Regions from separate parts of the Homo sapiens genome. Here region 2 is linked to region 1. Evidence: chromatin loops called from intact Hi-C (ENCODE). Cell type or tissue: PC-9. All regions are shown on one strand. Each heading gives the region's core, and the rest is flanking DNA. Links, peaks and the distances in the headings are about the cores only. Region 1 has its middle 32 kb from the start of MAP2. Region 2 has its middle 79 kb from the start of MAP2.

Region 1 (2,934 bases), core at 306-2,805:
GCAAATGTAAGAAAGTTAGAAAGCACCAGCACATCTAATTTTGCATAGCAGGAAATGACATTAAATCTGAACTCTGCTCATTTGTTCTCCATAACATCCCTGACTTCTGCCTTGGGCCTCCCTATGATAGAGTAATGTTATCCAGTAGATAAAAGGGTGTGTTCCTGGGATCTGACAACCTGGTTTCCATTCCTGAATCTGTCCCTTCTGGACTCTTAGAACTTGGGCAGCTTCCATATTCTCTCTGACCTCAGTTTCCACATATATGACATAGAAATAAAAATAGTACTTCCATCATAGAGTTGTAAAAAATAAATAAACTAATATTTATGAAGCATTCAGTAGTGCCTGACTACAATAAGCACTCAATAAATATTAACTATTACCACTTAATCATTTCACTATACCACTATTTCACTATACCCTATTCCTTAGGGTACCATTTAGTGCTCTAAAGTGCTTATTTACTTGATAATAGTCGAGTTGCCCAAATGTGTTTTGCCTCCAAAGTAAGCAGTTCATTGTTTACCTAATTGCCTAATGGACTCTAACATATTTTAATTTGTTTGGTTAATAATAAAACCATATAAGAAGGCATTATTCTTATCATTTAAAAAGTTATTAGAAAAAATTAATGTATATATTGAATGTGGAAAGCTTATTAAATTCACTTCTTTGAAAATATGCTCAACTTATTAACATTTATGTTAGTTATTATTTTAAAAAGCAGTAAAAACAAAACTTTCCTATGCTTTTTCAAACAAACTTTTTTTAGTCTATACAGAGTCAAACAGCTTTTTGATATATCTCAGTAAAATTCAGACATCTAGATCGTTCTATGTTAGTTTTCAAGTACATTCAATTTTACAAGACATTCTCGTCTTTTTTCTTCGTTCTCTCCCTCATTCTTTGTGGTTTTACCCTTTTTAAATTCTTCAATAAACAAAACTAACTAAAATTGTTCAAAGGTGACTTCAGCTATCTAGACCTTTGGTAACTAAAAGTTTTAGGAACCCAAAGGAGAATTTTCTTCCATTAAGCCACTTACCACAAGAATATTTGTATATTTATGTATTTAAATTTATCTGTTTGATTTTGAACCTATTTTATAAATAGATGAAAAGTGCTATTTTATTTAACAATAAATTTGCTATGTAAAGTTTAAAAAACTTTTTGCAAAGTGAATTGTTAGTGTCATCAATTTTTTTTCTACAATACATAATGAATTTCTTTTAAGCAAATTCCATTCGGACTTTTCCATCTCCAATAGGGGCACAATCAGGCCAACTGCAGCAGGAATGCAGCAAGATATTTGGAAGCCTTTCTACATCGTTGTGACTGGCAAACTGTAGGATGCTTTACTAAGGCAGAAAATTCTTTCTCTGAAGTTTTTAGGAACAGGATGAGTAACTTCTCTGGGAACACTGCCATCCTGAAATCTGAAGGACAGACTGGAATTTCCAGATTATTTAATACAGTTCCATGTCACATGCTTATCAAACTTTGCCTTCATTGATGGCCTGCCTCTTACAAAAGAGTGAAATAATCAAAATGTGCTTTGCTTGCCTTTTTCTACAATGTAGTGTTACTCATAATATTACCTGAATCCTTACAGAACAACTGGTGCTCTCATCTTCCAAAACTTATGAGCTGTCTGTCCACTGTGGGAAAAATTAAGTGAACTAGCATCACTATATGTAGCATTCTCTAGTACACAAATACTTATGGAATGACATTTAGTTCTCACAGCACAACTCTTTGAGAAAGATATTCTTCTCCCAACTTCGCAATAGGAGGGTCAGAGGTGACAAGCTTGTTCAAAGCAGAATAGCTGATTCCAAATTCAATGCTCTTTCCTACAAGCTACATTTTTCTCTATTGTCTGATAACCCCTAAAAATTAACCACAAATATGTCTAATTGGAATTTTTCAGGGACTGTGGCAAAACAGGTGGGGAAATTGTTTTAGAGCTGGGAAAGAGGAGAGACTTTTCCCAGCTCTCTTCAAATTTTGATAAGTAGTCAGTTTCACAGTCTGACCATGCCTGAGTCCCAAATTTCAGGGGTTTTTTTTTGTTTTTTGTTTTTAATAATGGCATTTGTCCTTTGGTGATTCAGTTGCATGGCAATCTGAATCTTGTAGAAAAACAGCACATTCTTACCTCAGTGTGTTTCTCCTATAGTCATTTTATGCATGACCAAAATAGATCATCTCTTAAGTCTTATTACTCATTTAATCCAAAAATATTAGGAAATATCGGGAAATCAAGAGTGACACTATCCTACTTAGACCTAATGGTTACTTTGAAATTTTTCTTTGGTATCATTGTCAGCACTTGCAAAGAAACATAAACACTTTAAATTAATGTTATAAAAATTAGTGCCTAGAGAAAACTTTCATGAAATGTTTAGTCATGCTTGTATGTTTACCTGATGATTCAAAAGCTTGATTATTCTGGAATGAAACTTCATCACTATCTATCAATATACACTTGGGCAAATTCACAGATGTAACAAATTAGCATTTGTTAAAGTACATATTTTAGCTTGGAATTCATAATGAATATTTAAAATACTTCAAATTACAAATGAATGCATATTAAATGATGTGTCATTTATTTATTAGCTATCATTATTAAGTGATGCAATGCATATTGAGTGTTTTGCCAGGAATCTGACACATAGTAAGAGTCTGATAAAAGACATTCTTGTAAATCTAAAGAGCATGACTTGATTTTATGTTCCCTTTTATTTTACATTTTATGCTGCTCTCCTCATGATTATTTGTTCCATTACTAATTTTTATTTACTTATTTTTTGAGATGGAGTCTCACTGTGTCACCCAGGCTGGAGTGCAGTGGCATGATCTTGGTTCACTGCAACCTCCGCCTCCCGGGTTCAAGAGATTCTCGTGCTTCAGCCTCCCAAGTAGCTG
Region 2 (2,934 bases), core at 252-2,751, 47 kb before region 1:
TACAGTTCTGTGTCTTCAAGTGAATTTGGACCACTTATTTTCTCACACAATGTTATGCTATCTATTTCAGTCAATGTAAATACTTCTCCCTTTTGGATTCTGAGACTCAGGGTTAAATATTGAATCCAGTAGCAGTGGTTAACTAAGCCTAACTTTGTGAAATAGTTTTCTCATTTCCTAAGCATTTTAGTCAGATTTTTAAATATTTATCTCAAGTGTGTATCAATGCCATTTAGCTATCATGAATTCTTTTAGAAAACAGACCAACTTAAAAATTAGAAAATCATATTAAAATACATTTGAATGTTTTTTCTGCATTTTTTATTGTTATCCATATTTGATATTCAATTTCATCTCTGCAAAATAACTCTGAACTATACATTTGTTACAAAATATTTCAAGAAAATCTAACAAGTTACAATACAAGAGTAGCTTTAATAAAATCTTAGTGTAAAAGTTTTGGTAGAAGTAATAGAATCTACCAATGATTGGACTCAATAAATTTAAAACAGCACTGGAGTAAACAGCAGCTCAAGACAATAACTGTTTCTGTTGTTTTTATTTCCATTTATATTAATTAACTAAGCACCTTCTAAACATATGAGCATTGATAATGTTTGAAACAACACTGAGTGACAGATACTTTCCCTCATTTTATATTAAAAGATAACTGAAGCTCTAGGATATCAGTGGCTTGTATAAAATAACCCAGCTTGACTTGAAGGCGTTTGTGAAAGACTATGTATTAGACCTTAGACCTGCTGTTTAGGCCACCTAGTGTCTTAAAACAAAAACAAAAACAAACCTAGGTTATCCATAATAACGTATATCTATTGCAAGGATAACAGTGCATGAGGTAGCAGCAGAAGTCCGTTTATCAGCTGCACATCAACCTAGGTCCAATTCTTCAAATTCCATAATGTAAAGGAGTTTGCATAACTACACAGAAACATGCTTGCCAATCCTTAAGTCAGAAATCCCAGCCACATAAGCCACCCATTTTCCAAAGGGAAGAGTTTGCTTGAGATGGTCTGAATATCATTTGATGTGCTATAGTTCTACTGGGCAGTTCTAGTCAGCTATGTCTGCATGAACAGCTAAAGAACCCTATTCGGTCCTGCCCATTAGCCAAATAAGAAGGGCCTCTACACCAAACCCATGTATTTAAAGGACTACACGTATCACACATATACAAACTAAGAAATGTACTAAAGAGCATTCAGACTTTTCTGTTACTTAGCATAGGTAAACTGTAACCGACATATCCTTTCTTTTGGTGAACAATGTTCAAGTTTTATAAAAAATCTTGTCAACATCTTTTGTTCTAAGTTCTCAAAAGAAAAGCAAATAAAAAATATCATGAAAGGTTATGGGTTTTACTATGCTGCCAGTTTTGGAAAGACACTGCTTCAGAGTATAGGAGAAATTTGAAGAGTTAAAGCTCTTAAGTAACTGAAAAGATTAATCAAGTAAGTTGTTTCAACATTCTTCCCAGATACTAATTCTTGCATAATTAATTATTGTTTCCCAGGAATAATGAAGGTTCATTTTATTGTCTCCCTTTATATTTTAATTTGTAGAAACTGATTAACTAGGAGGATATTTGCAACAGTTGCAAATGGCTACTGAGGAATTTTTTTGGTATTAAATAGCTTCAGAAATATGTATTAAATAACAAACAAAAATATATACATATACAGAGAGAAAGAATGAAGTGTAATACTATTTATTTCATGGATACACAGGTAGATATTGAATAGTAGAATTGTAAATAGTTATAGTTTTATTAATTTATAAATGTAATTAAATTTTTAAAATTAACTTTAGAATTCTGGATATCTAAATAATTCTGATATTGTTTATTTATAACTTCTGGTAATTAAGAGATGTGGTACGTAGGCCTCCATATGTTTTCTTGCTGTGAGATGCCAAGTGTAAACAATCAGCCTGTTCTGGGGTCAGGCAACAGTCTAGGAAAAATTTGCTATGGCCACATGAGTGGCCTGGTATCTTCCCCTAACAAAACATGTGGCACTAGCAATGCCTGCTAAGATGGAGAAGGAAATTAGACTGGACCAAGTACTTTAAAAAATGGCTGTGGGGTGGGCATGATGGCTCACGCCTGTAACCCCAGCACTTTGGGAGGCTGAGGCAGGCAGATCACCTGAGGTCAGGAGTTTGAGACCAGCCTGGCCAACATGGTGAAACCCCATCTCTACTAAAAATACACACACAAAAAAAAAGTAGCTGGGCGTGGTGGCACCTGCCTGTAATCCCAGCTATTTGGGAGGCTGAGATAGGAGAATCGCTTGAACCCAGGAGGTGGAGGTTGCAGTGAACCGAGATTGCACCACTGCACTCCAACCTGGGCAACAGAGCAAGACATCGTCTCAATAAATAAATAAATAAAAATAAAAAATGGCTGTGTATGTGACAGGCACTAATATGTAGACACCTCTTTCAGCCCACCTAGAATATAATATCTAATGGTTGGTATTTTTCAAACCTTAAATCAGAAATCAGCAATCTTTCCGAAACACGAAACTTTCTACTTCTTGAGTTATACAGGGAAAGGGTCTAGAGTCTGCCCATTTGGTAGCCACCACATCACTGCTCTTACCTATAATTCTAATGTATTAATGGCAGGATGTGGATGCTTATCCAGTTTCCAGTCACAATCAGAGACAACTGAGTAGAAGGTTATTTTGAATATGCCCTCACATGAACAATAGCCTGAGTCTTCTTTTGAAAGAAAAACACAGAAGGAGATGGAGAGATCAATCCTTAAGCCACTATTAGCTAGATTTACCACTTAACTCACATGAGTTAAGGAGGAAAATTCAGGGTTGTAAAGATAAGAATAGTAACAATAATTATAGCTACCAATTATTAAGCATCAACTATGTTCCAGAAACTTGACATACATTAATCAAC

Evidence for each region. A loop is a pair of places that touch in the nucleus more often than their neighbours do. Peaks named below come from ENCODE experiments on the same cell type or tissue, not always from the same donor. Only the 100,000 strongest peaks of a DNase experiment are listed, where the experiment ranks them.
Region 2: it touches region 1 in a loop (2.0-fold over the local background); 2 of 110 quality-filtered maps call a loop at or near these places.

What each region holds. Positions count from the first base shown.
Region 1 is chr2:209,390,555-209,393,488 of GRCh38, forward strand. No RefSeq gene overlaps it. Among named protein-coding and RNA genes, the nearest start is that of MAP2, 32 kb to the right of the region's middle. In PC-9, for the core only: no CTCF peak of the experiment used is centred there; a DNase peak (open chromatin) is centred at 1,487; H3K27ac peaks cover 1,540 bases.
Region 2 is chr2:209,343,759-209,346,692 of GRCh38, forward strand. No RefSeq gene overlaps it. Among named protein-coding and RNA genes, the nearest start is that of MAP2, 79 kb to the right of the region's middle. In PC-9, for the core only: no CTCF peak of the experiment used is centred there; no DNase peak of the experiment used is centred there.